2 separate regions of the Mus musculus genome follow, and region 2 is linked to region 1. A link is a loop called in an ENCODE intact Hi-C map of the cell type or tissue named here. Cell type or tissue: left cerebral cortex. All regions are shown on one strand. Links, peaks and the distances in the headings refer to the core of each region. The heading gives the core; the rest is flanking DNA. Region 1 holds the start of Sstr3 (somatostatin receptor 3). Region 2 overlaps Elfn2 (leucine rich repeat and fibronectin type III, extracellular 2).

Region 1 (9,355 bases), core at 3,859-6,358:
CTTGAGGTGACTAGAAGATCCAGCTTTCTCAATGTCTGGATTTGTGGGTTCCCTGAGAGCCCTGCCTCTCTGCAGGGTAGGGCGGGGGTTTGGGCAGAAGCTCCAACCTCTCCAGGGCCAGCCTTGCTGGACCCAGAAGGACCATCTCTGGGAAGGGGAGGATGAAGTCCTGAACCAGCTGGAACAGTGGCTACTCCCTGACAACAGCCCTTTAGTCTTCACATCAGCTGGAGCCTTGGGAATACAGAGGATGGGAGGTCTGACCCACCCAAAGGGCTTATCATCCCTCCCAAGTGTCTTGAGGAGCCAAGCCCATTCCCAGGACTCTATCATGGCCTGTGCCCCTCTCACCAGCCCCATGCACCCTCCAGGGGATCCTGGCCACGTGTCTTCTTCAGATTCTGCCTGAAGCCATCAACACTGCAACTGAGCTTAGCCTAAGGGGAGCAGGAGGTTGGCTCAGGATCACCACCAAGTTCTGTTCTCTCCTCCCTCCTCTCCCATCCCCCACCCTCTTCCTACTACCTCATCTCCCTCTCCTTCTTTCTCCCTCTTCTTGCCTCAGGCTGCTGCATGGTGTCTGCCCTGGGGACCAGGTAGCTGACCTGAATAGCCTTAATAGGGTGAGTCAGATCTCCGGTGGCCTGAGCCTGTGTGGTGTGCAGTCCCCTCAACCCCATCACCACCACCAGAGAAGGAATACAAAATTAGAAGACGAGTCAGCTGTAGGCCCCAGAGGGGCCCAAGCAGTAAGAACCCCTGAAACTTGGTTTCATTTGCCTTCTGGAAAATTCTTCCCCTCATGTCCAGGAGCATAGAAGGCCCAGTGCTCAGAGGCTGGGGTGAGGGTCTGTAGGACACTGGACTGTCCTGCAGAAGAGGTAGGAGGCCTGGGCATGAACAGATTGGCCGAGACCACACAGCAGCATGGGGAGGGCTCACCTGGGTCCTAAGCTGTGGCATCCCACAGCGCCAACTAACACTTCCTTTAGGTTTCAGCCAAGTAAGCCCCTGGCTCACCCGCATCTCTGATTTCCCAAGTCCTGGTATATCTCCTTGAGGGCCAAGACACAGACTGATCACCAAGATATCTTGTTTCTTGGCCAGATGGCCCAAATTCTCTTAACTTGGGCCCTGATCTGAAAGGAGAGTGATCCTGGTAAGGATTCCAGACCCCTCTTCTGACAGGGCCCATCCAGGCTCAGTTTACCCATCCCTGAGTCAAAAGAAGAAAACAAGGCCCAGAAAGGGTAAATGACCGGCCAAAGGACACACAGCAAGTCCTGGCACAGTGGCACAGAGTTCAAGCCTATAAACATTCCATCACTGGACCCTGGTACCACAGCGGTCCAGAGAGGACCAGGACAGCCATGTACATAAGGTCATTCTCGCTGCTGCTCAGATCACTGCATGTGGGTGTTCGAGCCCCGAGGTCAAGCCCAGCTTCTGCTCTTTTCTGAACCACGCTGGTTCTTTGAAGGTCCTTACAGATGGCTCAGTGTGCTGGCCTTGTCCCCAGCTGTGGCCTCCTGGGGCAGAAGCTGCTGCTCCTTAGCAGTCCCTGTGCAGGGCCGTGGCTGTTGTCCACTAGTGCCAGCCTGTGCGATCTGACTGAGCCTCCCGTTCATCTCCTGCCCTCTCTGCATCCTCCGCTCCTCCTCTTCCCTTCTCTCTTCTTCTTCTTCATCCTCCTCCTCTTCAGTCTTCTCTGGAGGTCCCGACCCTGGCTCCTGGCTCCGAATGCGACGTGATGGTCTTAGCAGGATCCTGCGAAAGCCCTGCTTGAAGCGGTAGGAGAGGAAGCCGTAGAGGATGGGGTTTGCGCAGCTGTTGGCGTAGGGCAGCGCCACCACCAGGAAGTAGAGGCCGAAGAAGGCGGGCTCCTCCGGCAGCGGGCACACCACATTGACGATGTTGAGCAGATAGAAAGGCATCCAGCAGAGGACGAAGAGTGCCACCACGGCCACCACCATGCGTGTGACCCTGCGCTCAGAGCGGCGTCGCCGCTGGCATGCGGGTGCCTGTACCCACTGACACGAGGGCGCCCGCACCCGCCGGGTGGTCGACCGCACCTTTACCACAATGAGCAAGTAGCACAAGCAGATGACCAGCAGGGGCCCAAAGAAGCCCAGTGCGGCCGTGTAGATGATGAAGGCTGTTCGCCAGGCAGCCGCTGGCTCTGGCCACTGCATGTGGCACGTGCTCATGCCCCGGGGCACTCCTGAGAACACAACCACAGGCAGCACCACCACAGCCGAGGCCACCCAGACAGCTGCACTGACCGTGCGAGCCACTGGTGCCGTGCGCCAGCGGGCTGAGCGTGTGGGGTGCACCACAGCCAGATAGCGGTCCACACTCATGACGGTGAGGCAGAAGATGCTGGTGAACTGGTTGATGCCATCCACGGCCATGACCAGACGGCACATGAGAGATCCGAAGGGCCAGTAGGACAGGGCGTTCTGAGCAGCCAGGAAGGGTAGCCCTAGCATGAAGAGCTCATCAGCCAGAGCCAGGTTGAGGATATAGACACTGGTCACTGATGGGCTGGACGTGTGCCGCAGGACCACGTAGATCACCAGCGAGTTGCCCAGCAAACCCACCACGCACACCACCAGGTACACCAGAGAGATCAAGATGCCACTGACAGCCAGGCCTGTCAGGCTAGCGCCAGCGGATGTGTTCCCCAGGGTGGTATCCAGGGGCCAGGTCGAGGATGCGTTCCCAGGGTCCAAGGTCGTAGGCTCAGATGAAGGATAGGTAACAGTGGCCATGGCTGAGATGAGGATCAGTCAGCAGCCAACCAGCCCTAACCTACAGAAGGAAGAACAGAGTTTAGTTGTGACAGAGATGCTTTCTCTGTGCTACACTGGACACCACTGCCACTTTGAACTTAGAGACCTACTATGTGCCAACTCAGAGCCCGATGAGCATCTTGTGTTCTCTGCACAGCCCAGGAAGGTGAGGGGTGCTATTCTTAGTTCTCGGGTGAGACCCTCAACACACACACACCCAAACTCCAGGGAAAAGTTGATATAGTTGTGTCTTTTCTAGCAGAGCCCAGAACTTCCCTCAGACTTCCAATTCCAAACAGAATGGCAGTGAGTTGTTGGCATCTCCTCTCCTGGGAGTCAGAGCCCTTGACATCTCCCAAACTCTGGCCATCCCATGGGGTCCCCTACCTACAGCCCTACCTGAAGGGGTGAGTGTGAATGTGAGTGGGTGCCTGGACCACTCCTCCTCCTCCGGGACAGACTGGTGATGAGAAATCTGCATCTGAAGCCACATCTCCCAGGTGCAGGGCTGCATGCAGGGCCCTGCAGCTGAACACTGGATGCAGCAGGAGGATGCAGCAGGAGCAGCCATTTTCTGGCACTTGGTGAGGTCCTGTGTGCCTGGGCCTAGGGGACCCTTCTGGGCTCCCCTGCTGGACTCAAAATCTCCTGAATCACCGCAGATCTGCCAACACTGGACCGTTGCCACTACTCCCACCTCTCTCTCTCACTCAATCACATCGTTCACCAATGAGTGAGGCATCAAATGAGTCAGAAGGACCCAGAGTGGGCAGACTTGTGAAGATGTAGGCTGCACCCTGGGGACCTGGGAAATGGAAGCCCTCTGGCCTCCTCCTCAGCAGGTTACTGCTCCTAGAACATCCAGGTACAAGGCTAAGAGCAGTCCCTCCCATGGGCCTGACCCTCTGCCCCATCTCTTCCCCAGCCAATAAACCCCTCTTCCCACCCCACTGGTTGGTGCCCTTGGATCCTGGATCCGCTGCAGAGTGGGCTGAAGGGGAAGTCTCCAGGCTAAGAAACTGCCCTTCTCACTCCTGTATTTAACTCACTCTGGGTCTGGACCCCTCCACTAGAAGCTGAGAGTGCTTTAGGTTTCCTACAGAGCCTCTGGATGTAGGAGGCTCCTGGGAAGGGGAAGCACCTAGCTCCCAGCATGCTCCTGAGGAGGAGCATATGTGACAGTTCTGAGCACCAGGCTGGCGACAGGCTGGCGATGCCAAGAGTGGCAACAGACCCTTGGCTGAGTGCCAAGGTGTCTCCCTGATACACTCCAGGTTGCCCAGGTTTCTGGCAGCCTCCAAGCTCCTGGCTCTGTGAGCTCCAGAATGTGTTCCTCAGCCCACTGCCCCCTCAGCTCTCTTGAGCTGGGTCTAGCGAATCTGGCCAGTGGGCTGTGGGATTCTGTAGTGTCCTCACAGAGCTGGCAGCTTCTTGTTGAACCCTGACCCCAGAAGACTTCAGGAAAAGCTGGTGTCTCAGAACTGACACAACCCCTGTGCCTACAGTGTGTGGCTTTCCTGTTGTCCTCACCAACTGTCCAGGAACTAAGAGGAGTATCACAATCTGGGACATAGACAGGAAGAAGCACTTATAGGAGGACCTGTGACCAATCATCCTAGTTTACAGACTGCCAAACTGAGGCCAGGCTAGTGCAGGTCCCTGACTCAGTATTGTGATGGTTTCACTACCCTGCTGGCTTAAGCAGAATTTGTCTGGCTGCTTGTGCTCTTGAACTCTGGACCATGGGCCCAAAGCCTCAGCCCCACAGGAGCCTAGAGATGAGCATTTAAATTCCTGGAACAAAGCCATGAATCTCAGAGTCTCAGGGTTTTCAAGCCCCATAACTTGAATCAGGGAATACTCCAACTCCAGACAGCTGGAGTCAAACCATCCTAGGTGAGGAACTTTGGGATCTAGGACCTTACGGTTCTGCTCCCGGGGTGGGGGTGGGGCACCCCTACGTCACCTGGCCACTCAACCCACTTGCTTTACACAGTGCCTCTTTATAGCTTTCCCATGGGGTGGCCAATCACAGGTGCCCAGGATGGCAGGAGAAGGGAGAGTGGAGAGCCAGGCAAACCTCATTTCCTGGCTTGAGACACAGATGCCCTCAGGGAAGCCCAGAGTGTGCTCCAAGGATGGCCCCTCCAGGCTCACATAAGCACATTCATAGCCTGCAAAAGCATGTACACACACACACAAACACACACACACACACACACACACACACACACACGTACACACACATGCATGCACACACACTCACAGGAACACAGCTACCCAGCCAGACCCTCCTCAGACTCGGAGGTGGAACATCCCTCCTGGTACCCTGGCTCCCCTCCAAGACACCCTCCTTGCAGTCAAAGTTGATGGGCCAGGCAGGTGCCAGAACAGAGAAATCACAGCTTGTCACTGAGGGGGGAAACAGACCTGCAATTTCGATGCCGTCTTTTCTTTAAGGTTCTGCGATCCTATGCCTGATCTAATTCCTCCTTGGGAGGGAGGGAGGGACTTTGCCTCCCTGTCTGGTTTATCTTTGGCATGAGCTTGCCTGAAAACTGGGGGTGGAATCTCCTCAGAACTGTTCAGGAGGGGAGAGACACACAGAGAGGGTGAGTGAGTACTCCCAAGCACCACAGCAATTAAGGATGGCCCCTCGGTCATGCCAGGTACTCCTCTCACTCAGCACCTACCCTTTCCGAAGTGCTTTCCTTCAGCACCTAGCCTAGCACCATGAACTTAGTAAGTACTAATGGAAACAAGCAAGCTAAGCAGGGAGAAGTCAAAGGAGCAAGGCTGGGGCAGGTGATGAGGAAGGAAAGTTGAAGCTCAGAGAAGTTAAGTGACTTCTACAGGGTCACCCACCCGGTGAGTGAGAAATCCTGTCTGTCTCCTGGACCATGCTGGCTTCCTTAAAGGCCTCTGGTTGGAGTTGTCAAGAGTCAGGACATCCAGGGACAATGTAAACTGAGGACCCCTGGCTGGCTCTGCAACGCACCTGTGCTCTGCACCCCTGGACCTTCCCCGCCCCCTCCCGGCAAGGGGCTGGGATTTTATTAGCCAGCAGTGACTGACATGAGCCATAGGCCCGGAGCCTGACCCTCAGAGCCACCCCCTCAAGCCCTGAGCTGAGAACTTAGCCTCTGCTGATGCTATGCTGTGTGACCTTGGACAAGTCACTTCTCTCTGGTTCCAGACTAGACTCCTCCTACTTTAATGGAGACGTTCATTCCTACCTTACAGGGTTGCTGCAGAGGTGGAGGGGGCTCTTCAGAGGCACCACTGCCAGCTTCAAGGGATGCTCGAGGCCCGGGAGGCCAGATGGTAGCTTGCGTCTGGTTTGGTCCAGTTCTGACATGCTGCTGCACAGAGGCTCCAAGACTCTGGAATGATGGCACAAGATGCTGAGATTAATAGTCCTTCCTGCCTTCCAGCCCACACACCAGAAGCCTCATTGCTTTCTGGAACTCCCTACCCTTTGCCAGCCCCAGACTTAGCCCCAAATTCAATCTGGTTAGAGATTCCCAGGTATCCCACCCTCCAAGTTCCCATGACCTCAGCTCTCTTACCTGCCCACTGGGCAAGAACTCCCTTTGTAGTTGCCAGGCTGGTTAGCATTCTGCAGCCAGGTACCACCAGAGCACAGCCAGCTGGGGTGCCACACGGTGCACACTCGTCCAGCGTTCGTGGGCGTGGACCCTTCCTAGGTCCTTGGGGGCCACGTCAGCCCACGTCGCCTCTCCCATCTGGTCCTCGGCCCTGACTTGTCACCCGCACCTGGTACGTCACCCCCCATCTCCAGGACACGTGGAGGGTGCCGGACACGGGATGGGGGGTCTTCGGATGGCACCCAGTTGGGGGTGGCAAGAGACACTTCTCAAGATGACAGAAATGTGAGATAGCAGGGGACATAAGAAGCCAGAGGAAAATAAGGAAAGGAGGGGGAGGGTCGGAGGTGGAGAGAGAGAAAGGAGAGGGAGAGGAGACAGTGTGTGGGTGGAAAGGCAGAATGAGGGGGAGTAAGGAGAGATGCCTAGCAAGGAGCAGGGACAGAGGAGCGAAGAGGAGAGGCGAGAATAGATGGACTGAGGAGCAGGGAGAGATGCAGAAAAAGGCAGGGACAGAGGGAGGCAGGAGGAAGGAGAAAGAGGGGGTGGTGGGGACAGTGACAGAGAAGGATTGTGCCACAGATGGTGACATAGAGAGCCAGCAGACGCGGGGGGTGGGGGGAGCAGGAGGGTGCGGGAGGGGCCGGGAAGAGGAACTGAGCACCGGACAGCAGGTGCCAGACTGAGGGGCCGCAGGTTAGGGGCGGAGGCCAGGCCGGGAGAGGGAGAGGCAGATCTCGTTACCGGGGAGATTTCAGCCACCCACGCTGGCCTTGGCTCCTGCGGGGACTTGGAAAAAAAGAGGGGAGCAGCAGAGAGAGGGAGCTGCCTGCCAGAGGCAGGACAGCACCAGATCCCTGGGACGTAGTTACCCATAAGGGAGGGGGCTGCTCAGCGGAATGAGGAGGAGAGGGCAGGGTGGGCTCCGAGATGTGGGCTCCGAGCCCACATATCCCTTGTGGAGGATTCTAGGAGCAGCAGGACGGGTCCAGGAGACTGTGATGCTGGGGTCAGTTGGATCTGGACAGAGGAGCAGAGAGATGGTTTAGAAAGTAAGTATTTTAGGCTTTGAGAGCCGAAAGTCAAAGGTATACACCGAGGAAACAAATTCTCACTCTTAACTGATACACTTTGAATAATAACAACTGCCCTTGAAGACAATTGTTCATAACACATCAGCTGATGCGCTCCCTGGGAGGGGGAATATGTTGCTTCATTGGTGCATGAAGGTGGTGGTCCCCAGCATCAGATTCCTCACAGGTGCCTACCTATATAAGCCATTCTTTCTTGGCTTGTAAACTGCACAGACTAAGTAGTAAACTGTGGCCATCTGTGGCTGCTGTTGGTCTAAAACAGACATGAGCTCTGAGCAGCCCTAAGGGTCCAAGGTGGTGGTGGGGGGGGGACTTCTTGGTGCTGTGTTTCTCTGCTCTCAGCCCTGCGTGATGCTTCCCAGTCACCTGCTGTCCACTATCCCTGTTGCCCCCTACCCACAGATTCCCTTTGGCTCTCTAAGCTCTGAGCTTATCAATTTCATTCATTCATTCACTCACTCACTCATTCATTCATTCATTTGTCCATTCATTCTCTGACACCATTGCCTCCAGCCTGGGTCCAGGTTCTAGGGATAAAAGGAATGGAGTTTACCCCGGGCAGACAATCCACACCATATCACTAAAGAGAGTCCAACCTTAGCTGGGACAAAAAGGAATTGGGTACAGGGATGGAGCTGGTAACCATGAGGCTGGGTGAGGAGCTGGCTTCTCATCAAGCAAGGATCTAGGTAGGGCAATCACAACTAAGCCTCGGGGTACTTATGGTCATCTTGGGATCTGGTCCTCTCAATCTGGGTGAGCAGGGAGCTCCTGAGAATGGGGCAGGGGTCTGGACCTTAATTTAGGTTTTCAAGGTTCTTTCACTGCTGCAGGAGTCACACCCAGGGCAAGGACAGGAGCAGGAGGCCAGGCAGGAGCCTCAGGGTCTTCGCACAGGCTTTACCTGCAGCTAGAATACTGATTTTACACCATCCCCATGTGGGGGGCAAACGATTATCTGGTTGACCCCAGGACAGGGAGTCTCACCCTCAGATGTCCAGAGTCTGTCCTCGCAGCTGTGATTTACTTCCTGGTGACTCATCTGAAGCTGGGCATGGATTTTCTGTATTAGACTGTCAGTCCCCCAAGGTCAAGCTCTAGACATGGTTCCCAAGGAGGCCCTGGGTTGGCACCAGCCTAGCACATAGTAGGCATTCGACCCCATTACAAATGAAAAAGGATGGAATATGGATAAATGGGTGCATAAAAGGGTGGACACATGGATGGTTGGATGGATGGATGGTCAGACAAATGGATAGACAGATGAATCGATAGATAGATGAATGGATGGATGGGTAGATGGATAAATGGATAGATGCATGGACGGCCAGATGGATGGATGGATGGATGGATGGATGGATGGATGGATGGATGGATGGACAGATAGGCAGATGGATTGATGGATAGGTAGATGGATGGATGGATGGACAGATGGATGGATGGATGGATGGATGGATGGGTGAATGGATGGATGGATGGATGGATGGATGGATGGATGGATGGATGGATGGATGGAAGGATGGATGGATGGATGGGTGGATGGATGGATGGATGGATGATGGATAAATGGGCAAATGGATGGATGGATGGATGGATGGATGGATGGATGATGGATGGATGATGGATAAATGGGCAAATGGATGGATGGATGAGAGATGACTGAACTCATGGAGTTCGTGGGTGATGGCCTGATGAATCAGGAGTAGCAGAGGGACAAGAAGGGACACCTGGTTCCTGAGGGCATGCTAGAAGTTAGCGAGTGAGTGGAAGGTGTATTATTGTATTGGACCAATTCTGCCAGCAAAAGTGACCCAAAGCTCCTGTTGAGCCCTTTCTCTGGTAATCCAGAACAGAGAGGGGA
Region 2 (9,355 bases), core at 4,019-6,518, 170 kb after region 1:
AGTGTTGTAGGCAATATGGAGGGAGAGAGAGGAGGCCCAGAGAGACCACACTGGCTCGTGGGGAGAGCTTTCCCAAAGAAGTGATCACTGGAATGGCCAACCAGGAAGCAGCAAGGACAGACAAGCCAGTCACTGCAAAGCCCAGTGAGTCAGGTGAGACCCGAAACCCAGAGACACAGCTGGGGACACTAGGTACTCAACGGCCAGCAGCTAAGTCGCCTGCCTCTGGGCAGTTGTCCCGTGAATTTGAGATGTCTTCCTCATACCTCAGTGCATCTCAAGTCATCCTCATTACATGTCTCACTGTTACAGGTAAGGAAACTGCAGCTCCCAAGATCCCACAGGCCATAAATGATACCTTGGGAGACCACCTAAGCCTGGTAGTCCCCAGCTCTGGGCTCCTGTCCATTGTCTGCCTGGGTCACCTCAGCTTAACCCCGAGTTAACTCTGGTATAGTACCCAACTAAAGTCCAGGGATGACTGGTCCCTCTTAACACCATCTGGGGTCACCCAGAACAACCCCCTCTCCCATCCCTAGGCCAACCTGAAACTCAAAAAAGGCTGGCAAGGTGGGAGGTGGGAGGGGCAAGGAGCTTGCTACTGGTGTGCTGAAGTCAGGTATCTCAGATCAGAACCTGAACCAAGATCCTTGCCACTTGAAAGATAGTCATCTTGACTGTTACTCAAGACTTCAGCATCCCCTGTAGGCACCTTCTCCATCCTTTATCTTATCGACCCTGTGGTGCTAAGAAAGTAGACATACTGACCATTTCCTAGGTCATCTGGGTGGGCAGTGCCCCAGGCCAGGGCTGTTTGAGAAAGCTTAAAACACAGAAGCCCAAGAAGGAAGGCAGAAAACAGGGACTCAGGCAATACCTGTGAGTAGGACCCTTTGGTAGGAGTGCACACAAAGCAGGCAGGAGAGGACCCAACAGGGGAGTCTCCAAGTACTCAGGGTTCCATGCTACTTGTCCCCAATGGACCCTGCTCCCATTCCTAGAGAACTAGGGACAGGGACACACGAAGGCAGATCTCTGTGGACAAGACCACTGGGCTTCCATAAATAGCAGAAAATCACATTGAAGTCACCTTTAGGAGGACAGTAACGGTGTCACCTGCTGTGAGTCAGCTATGACCCAGAAACATGCTGGGTGTGCTTGGTGCCCATGCATGTCCCCCACACAGCCATCCTGTGAGACAGGCGTCTCTTTCACAGATGCCCCCCCCCACCTTTGTACAGAGGGGAAAACCAAAGTACAGGGTCACAGCATGTGGGTCAGACCCACGAGTCCAGCATTCTCCGCAGCTCCTTCCTGTTATTATTTCAAGGAAATGTTGCTTCCAGGGAATTCCTGGGCAGTGGGAGAGGCAGAGACAGGTCCTCTGGGGAAGGAAGAGGGCCTGAAAGCTGGGTGTATGACCCCCAGGTTCCTCAGCCCCTTAGGGACCTCTCATAATGAACTTGTAAAACTGGGACCTCAAAGGCAGAAATCATTGTCACATTCCCCACAACTCAGCACCTGGGATGGCAGGTCTGCAACACATACAGGAGCAAGACAGAAACGTGTGTCCAGGTGGGGATTTGGATGATCAAAGGCTCTGAGGAAAGAGGGACTATGAGAGGTCCAGGAAAGGCACCGTCCCCTCAGAGAACAAACGGAAACTTTGAAAGGACAGAGGGATAGGAAGCTCAGGCCCATCCATGGAAGAGTACTCCCCCCCAAACACCCAGGCCCACCCATGGAAGAGCACTCCCCCCCCAAACACCCAGGCCCACCCCATGGAAGAGTACTCCCCCCCCCAGACACCCAGGCCCACCCATGGAAAAGGACTCCCCCCCCAAACACCTAGGCCCACTCATGGAAGAGCACTTCCCCCCCAAACACCCAGGCCCACCCATGGAAGAGCACTTCCCCCCCAAACACCCAGGCCCACCCATGGAAGAGTACTCCCCCCCCAGACACCCAGGCCCACCCATGGAAGAGTACTCCCCCCCCCAGACACCCAGGCCCACCCATGGAAGAGCACTTCCCCCTCTTTGCTACTCCTCCACCACACTTTCTCCCCCACAGAAGCCCCTTCTGAGACCTGCACACCTCAGTGTGCCTCAGCCCTCCACGTGGAGACCACCACACCTTAGAGACAGCATCTTTCTCTGCTTAGCAACCACCAACACAGCCCAGTGAGCCAGCCTCCTCCCTGTCTCCTCCTCTCTCCATGGAGACCACAATGCCACAGCAACTGCCGTCACTCAGCGCCCGCCCCACTTGCCTGGACAACAGCTCCCTCCACGTGGCCACCACCAACACAGCCTTGCTGACATTGACAGCCCTCTCCTCTCCAGGGCAGCCACCAAGCACAGTTAGGCTGGACTGGTGCCGCCTGCCTGCCTGCCTGCCTGCGGCCTCCTAGAGTGTCACACTGTTCTCCCTGCCACCTCTAGAATTCAATGAGAGGATCAGACCCCACACTCATGCATAACCAGCATCTCGCCTCTCACCTTGACCCTTCCTCAGCCTGCACTCTAGTGAAAAGCTCCCACTGGAGAGAAAAGAGGCTTTCCCAGAGGTTGACCAGACTCCCAGCAGATACAGGTATCCTCTGCACAGGCCAGCAGTAGTCGGCCTCTAAGCTACCAGGGGTTGGAAGTGGGGGGTTTCTGCTCACCCTCTGTGAAGACTGTCCCAGCCCCCAATAGCCTGCCACTTTGACAACAGCCTCTGAGGCCTTGGGGAGAGGGAGCCAGGAAGAGGCCAAGTTAGGGTGCCCATGGCTGGGGGCAGGGTCTGGGGAAGGGACCCACGGCAGGCTGAAGCTGGGTTAGATCACGGGTTTGCAAGGCCAGGTCATGTGAGCTGTGCTCACACACAGCCACACACTCACAGTCATAAGGACCCTGTCCTTACCAGATGTCTGCCGGCAAAGGGGGCCCCTGAAGCCAGTGAGGCTCTGTCCCTGACCCCGGTCTCAAAGAAGGGCTTAGGCAGCCCCGGAAGCAGCGGTGGCAATAAGGTCTTGGGTCCTGGCCCAGCACAGCAGTCCTCCTCAGTCCTCCGCTCTGCCAGGAGGCAAGGGGGAGAGAGGGAGGGAGGAGAGGAAGAGAGGGAGGGGGCAGCAGGAGGAGGGAGGAGGGAAAATGCTGAAGTCTTGAAGGGTACACTCACTTCTTTCTTAGGTTTCCCATGGCAACAGCATATACCACAAATGATATCAGTGTGAGAGAGAAGAGGCTGAGGGAAGGGAGGGGTGGAGGGAAAGGGAGAGAGATGGAGGCAGATCTAGAGACAGAGCTGGAGGGCCGTGGCAGCTGGGAGATGGCAGGGGCCTTGTGGGGAGGTCTGGGGGGAGAGACCGAGATAAAGAGATATGGAGAGAGAGACAGAAAGATGAGGGGAGAGATGGAGAGAGACTGAAGAGGATGAAGACAGGAGAAAGAGAGATGGAGGGAGATGGAAAGAGATGGACTGAGATGAAGAGAAGTCAGAGAGATGAAAGGAGAGATAGATGGAGAGAGAGAGATAGCCGGAGAGATGGAGGCAGAGAAGTGTGGGAGGAGATGGAGAGAGACCAAGATAGAGAGGTGGGGAGAGAGATGAAGAGGCACAGAGATACTGTGAGAGATAGAGAGGAAGACGGGAAAGAAGGAGTAGGGATAAGTGGGGTGAAGGATGGAGCAATATGGCAAACTGGTGAGAGACAGAAGAGAGCCTGCCAGTGGGGGAGGAGCCCGGGAGGGTTAGGGCCTCAGGACAGATAGGCAGACTGGGAACTCTCCAAGGTATAGCATAGAGTTTAGGGGCAGAGCGGGAGGCCAGGGGCCATCAGACATCTTTGAAGTCAGAGGGCAGAAGTGATTAATGGATGATCAACGTTGATCAATAGATGGGTAGATCTTCTGGGAACAGAGGGACTCCAGCTCAGCCACAGGGTCCCTGACTCTCCCAAGTCCCCTCACTCACAGGCACTGCCACACAGTTACACACCCACAGTAATGCTCAGGACCCACACATATAGCGTTCACCTCACCTGAGTGCCCACCTGTGCCACCCTCCTGCCGGTCCTCCAAATCACCAGCAACGCCCAGTCCCTCTCATCAACTGGAGCCACACCCTGTCCACAGCCAGGAAGGATGAGCCCTGACCCTGTGAGCCCCCTCTCATTCAGAATTCCACATGACAGACACACACCCCTTGCCCAGTCCTGCCCTGCCCTGTCAGTCTCCCACCATGGGCTTACTTACACCTGTCTGCTCTCTACCTGCACAGGCACAATGGGGACAGGGATAGCGGGGTCCAAGCTCTGCCTCCGAATGTATACACACGTGTTGTGCACACTCACAGGGCCCCCGTTGCCTGTCTGCTCCCACATCCTCCATCAGCCCAGATGGCACTCCCAGACCTCCCACGCAGGCAGGGGCTCACACCTCACCCCCTCACCAGTGCCATTCACAAACATATGTAGACCTACCCAGAACTGGCAGCCTTCGCACTCAGAACATAAACACTGAAGCCCTGCCTGCCTGGGTTCCCTCATCCCCACACAGAGGCAGAAAGGGTGAACAAGGGTGGAAACTGAGAGAATGACTCTCAACCCTAGCGGAGGCCCACTGAGACCCTTGGCCAGCGAGGGCTGCAACCCTCCCATGCGGCACACTCTAGACACACACCCACACGGTGCACCCAGACAGAACCAACACGCCCACAGAGCCTGGACAGGGGGAGAGCCCCTACATAGGCATACGTCCCAACACACAGCCCCACAGCTGTGTCAACACGCCTGGGGACTCTGCAGAGACACACATCAGCACACCCACAGACACACACTAGCCCCCTACTGCGGGCTGCTCACACATTCAGACTTGCCAAAGGCACCCAGACAAACACGCCCCCGTGCACAGGACACCCTACAGAGTTTCACACGCCAACACATACATGTCCCCAAGCCTGCCCACACAGGGAACCCCTCCCAGGCATGGGGACCAATGCACACCTGCCACACTACCCCAGGACACTGGATCATGCCTGCACCCTCTGCAGTATACCCCAGGGGGTGCACGCTAGATCTCCGTCTGAGCAGGGCACGCTCCTGCCCCACCAACGCGCCGGCCTCGCTGCGTTCCTACCCCCATCCTTATCCTCACCCCCACCCCCACCCGGACCCGCCTCCGCCGGCGGCTCTTCATCCTGCGCACCGAGCCGAGCCCAGAGCCCGTGAAATTGGCTGCGAGAGCGTCAGCGGCTGCGGCTGCAAATTCTAAGCACAGGGAAGTAAGGCGGAAAGCGGCGGCCGAGCCGGGGGCGGGCGACGCCGGGCGGGGACCCGCAGCCGCACGATGAGACTGAGGCGGCGGGGCCCCGCGGGACCAGCTCGGGCCGACCGGATACACACCTCCTCTGGGACGCCTTCCTGGCTCTGAACCCCTTTGCGCAGTCTCAGGCCCAGCTTGGTCTAGGAGCTGATGCTCTGTCCAAGGTGCTGGGGCAGTCCCTCTCCAGCTCTGCCTCCAAGGCCTGGCTTTACTGGCTGTGCTACCTCAAATCCAGGACGGCAGACAGCATCCTCTTAATCATCTGCACAAGAGTGATGCCACCAAAGGGCGTCTAGGGACTATGTGAGGGGCTCACAGAATCCGTGCAGAACAGCAGCCGGGGCAAGCTAAAGATTGTCAGTCTGTATCCACCTGTATCACCCGAGGCAGGGCTCTGCCCTGAGTTCAGGCCCCTCGGGAGAACCAGGACGGCCTTGCTGCTTACCCATAGCCTGGAAAGAGTCCTAGAAACCCGAAGGAACATGTAACAGTCCCCCCCCCCCAGATCCCCGCAACACTGTCATCCCACTGCAAACATGAATGAGTTGATTGTTAAGGAAAGCATCAGAGTGGGGTCCCTAGACCCTCTCAGGGTCCTGTGAAACCAAAGTCATGTCAAGCAGGACCTAAGAGCCTGCATTTTAGCAAACACTAGAGATCAGCATACTCGGTGCATGCTTTCTCAACCCGGCCTGTATGGTCGACCCCCCAAACCACAAGTCTAGACTTGTCTTCTCAAAAATCCGCTCCGTGCTTCCCTACCTCCGTGGCCCTGGCCCACACATGCTTTCTCCACCTGGTCGGGCTCCCACTCCCACCCTCAGAGGCTGGCAGTCAAAATCCTCTAGCCAAAATTAAACAAGGAAAAAAAGAAAAGACTCTCTCATGCTTCTCTGGCACAGAGCAGGTGCCGGCTCAAGGGAGCTCTAGATTGCCCAGAACAGAAGGCAGCCCAGCCTCCACCAGCCAGCCTGGGGCTCCACAGCACCTGCCTCCAGCCTCCAGCACCAGCCCTTCCTAGTCAGAGCACTCACTAATGAAGACCAGCTGTCACGAAAGCCCTACTGTGTGCCAGAGGTTTAGGACTCCTCTCCAGAGGCACTTGTCTGAGCCCCGGGCCTGCTGTTCTCCCTGGGTGAACAGCATACATCTGTGAGCACCATGTGAACGGGAGCAGCATCAACCAGCGTCGGGTAGATGGAAGATGTGTTTGATGAGCAGTTGCTGAGGACCATGGGGTTTGGCAGGCAGTTGGGAGAGACAAACCAGAAACAGCTCAGCGAGCAAGCAGATCTGTGAAACACACCCCTCCGCCTGCCCAGGGCATGAGAAGGGCAGGGAAGAGAGGCAAGCAGGTCCTAGTCTCTCTCTGTCCAAGACCCCAGAAGGACGGTAGTGGGGGAAAGATGTTACTCAGGAAACTGAGTCAAGTCTGAGGCTTGGGGCTGTCTCAGAGCAGACAGATCACCAGCTCTTGGGAGTCGCTTCCCATAGTCCTCTAAAGAGAGGGGGTGACAGGAAGGATGGGCCTTGTCCTCTCTGTGCGCAAGACATAACCCAAACCCAGTGGGTAGACTGTAACTCCTGGACCCTCTTCACTTAACGAACCGGCTCCCACACAATTCAGAAGATGAGACGTTCAGGCTGAAAAGAGCAGAAAGTATGGGCTAACATGCGTGCGTACACACACAAACACACACACACACACACACACACAGCCAAATACCCACAAACACAATATCGGAGGCACCATGGAAGGTCAGAATCAGAGAACTTTCTTCAGGAAAAGAAAGTAGGACAGGGGAGCAAGACCAGGGGGCTCCCCCAGTGTCTCCTCCTGCAGGTCTATCCTTGCAACCATCACACAAGTCACCCCCACCTACTGTTCCCCATATGGCCAGGTCCCTCTCCTCATTTACAAATGAGTGGCACACACCTTGAGAGGACCCTAGTGACAGACAGGACACCCAAAGATAAAAGGACCCAGGCCCAGTTGGCAAGGAGTTTAGAAAAGAATGGAGCTTGTCTTAGAGTCTGCCTTTGAAGTTCCAGTCCTAATTGCCCATCTGTGCAGCCCTGGGCTGGTCTACAACCTCTCTGTGCCTTGTCTGTGGGATGAAGTATTCCTATTGCTCTCACTATGCAAGGATTCTGTGGGACTAAGCAAGAGCCAAAGACAAGTTATAGATTGTACCCCAAACCAGGCCTTAAGGCAGGGGCTGAAGGGACCTCTCCCTAATGTTCTCAGTGTTGCAACTGTATTGGCCACTGCTCTCCAAAGCCAACCCCTTCCTGTGGCTTGCCCAGGTGTCCCTGCAGTCCTCAAGACCTCCCGAGGGCCTCCCCAGCAGCTGTGTGCAGGGCTGAGCTGAAGGCAAGGGCACTCTACTATCCTGAGCCCACAGACAGTATCCCCAGCCGCAGTGTCAGAACCTCTGCCCTGGGTAGTCACTGAGCCAGGAGGAGGTTAATTTGATCAGGGATCGCCTGGGACAGCTGGAGGCAGATGTGTGAGTTAGCCTTCTATAGACTGTTCTCACACAAGCAGTCTGACAGGAGGTACGGAGTCTCAAACTCCTCCTACCTACAGAGCCTATGTCACACACAACTGGGAGCAACAGAGGTGGCCCTAACACTCCTGACAGCCATGGGATGAGAAGAGGGCCATCCTGAAGAGAGAGCATGAGGATTCAGAGCCCCTGAAGAGAATCTGTGACAGATGAGTGTGCCCATCTCCATACAAATCTGTGAGAGCGGCAGCCAGTAACCTTTGAAGCCACCTGCCAACCTGATTCAACCCACCCTGTGTGTCACATACGGTCCCTTTCCCTGGTGACCTGATGTTTTCCTTGCAGCCACACTGTGGAGGGGGGAAAAATGCATTGACCTCAGTTTCCCTGAGGGATGTGACAGCAGCCAGCCCACCCACCTAAAGGACTACTTCGAGGACCCCAGAAAAGAAGGGAAGCAACATCTTTGCAGAGTTCGACTCAAACCAAAACAGCAGGGGGTGCTGGAGGGGAGGGGTGTTCTAAGGAACAGAAAGAGAGATCTGGCACAGACTGAGCTCCACCCCAGGTGCCAGACACCAAAAGGCCCGCTGTGGTTCCTGGGACCCCCATTCTTCACTTCTAGCCTCCTCCACAAGTGACAGATGAAGGTCCAGGCAGGAAAGTAGCAAAACTCAAAAACGCAAAACTCAGAAAACGGCAAATTGAGATTAGAATCTGAGGCGCCATGCTCCCTCGAAGTGTGCCCAGGCGTCCACATAAATGTATGCAAACAAGGTATGTGCCCAAGGTCTTCGAGCTGCCAGCACAGACGGGAGAGACTCAGAGGCCAGGGGATATCATGAGTGAGAGGATGAGGTGCATCCTTGGGGAGCAACCTCCTTAAAAAATGAACGACCACACCTCCTCAGACCACCAGGAAACGCGGACCCCTTGCAAGAGACCTCTTGCTCTTGCTCCATCCCCTGCTCCTCTTCTTCCTCCTCCCAAGGGGCATAAACACACTCAACCCCACACATGCACAGTGATATCACATGCCCCGGCCCATAAGGGTGGCCCTCACATTGCTGTCCCTGTGACGTCACCAATAGCCTGAAGCTGATGTCACACCCCAAGGTTCTCACTGACATCACACACACACACACACACACACACACACACACACACACACACACACACACACACACTTCTTTCTCCCGGTGTCTTACTCTTCTTTTCCTGCCTGAAGGCTGGTGGCCCAGAGGTCCCCCTGTCCACCATGCATGACAAGAGGGTCCACAGATAGCTAAGACAGCAGCAATGTGCGTTCATCCACATACCAGACAACATTGACACGCATGTGCAAGCCCACTGTTGATCTAGACATAACATGTCCCACAGGTGTCCACAGGGTACAGAAACAGTTAGAGCCAAGCACACACACACACACACACACACACACACACACACACACAGAGGCAAACATGCCTAGCCCTCGTGATGCAGCTCCGGGTGTTGAGATGCCCCTCCTCCGTCAGCGAAGCCAACAGCCAGGGC

The links. A loop is a pair of places that touch in the nucleus more often than their neighbours do. Peaks named below come from ENCODE experiments on the same cell type or tissue, not always from the same donor. Only the 100,000 strongest peaks of a DNase experiment are listed, where the experiment ranks them.
Region 2: a loop joins it to region 1, with 6 times the contacts of the local background. A loop is called at or near these places in 2 of 42 quality-filtered maps.

Annotation. Positions count from the first base shown.
Region 1 is chr15:78,537,775-78,547,129 of GRCm38, forward strand. It overlaps Sstr3 (somatostatin receptor 3), which reads right to left and starts at 6,571. Exons shown (of 3, transcript NM_009218.3): 1 at 6,362-6,571; 2 at 6,029-6,175; 3 at 1-2,811. The coding sequence starts at 2,771. The coding sequence ends at 1,485. In left cerebral cortex, for the core only: no CTCF peak of the experiment used is centred there; DNase peaks (open chromatin) are centred at 4,042, 4,586, 4,806, 5,348 and 1 more place; H3K4me3 peaks cover 2,500 bases; H3K27ac peaks cover 2,500 bases.
Region 2 is chr15:78,707,719-78,717,073 of GRCm38, forward strand. The region is part of intron 1 of Elfn2 (leucine rich repeat and fibronectin type III, extracellular 2); the gene reads right to left. Among named protein-coding and RNA genes, the nearest start is that of Elfn2, 6.4 kb to the right of the region's middle. In left cerebral cortex, for the core only: a CTCF peak has its summit at 5,036; DNase peaks (open chromatin) are centred at 4,436, 4,799, 5,213 and 6,241; H3K4me3 peaks cover 2,500 bases; H3K27ac peaks cover 2,500 bases.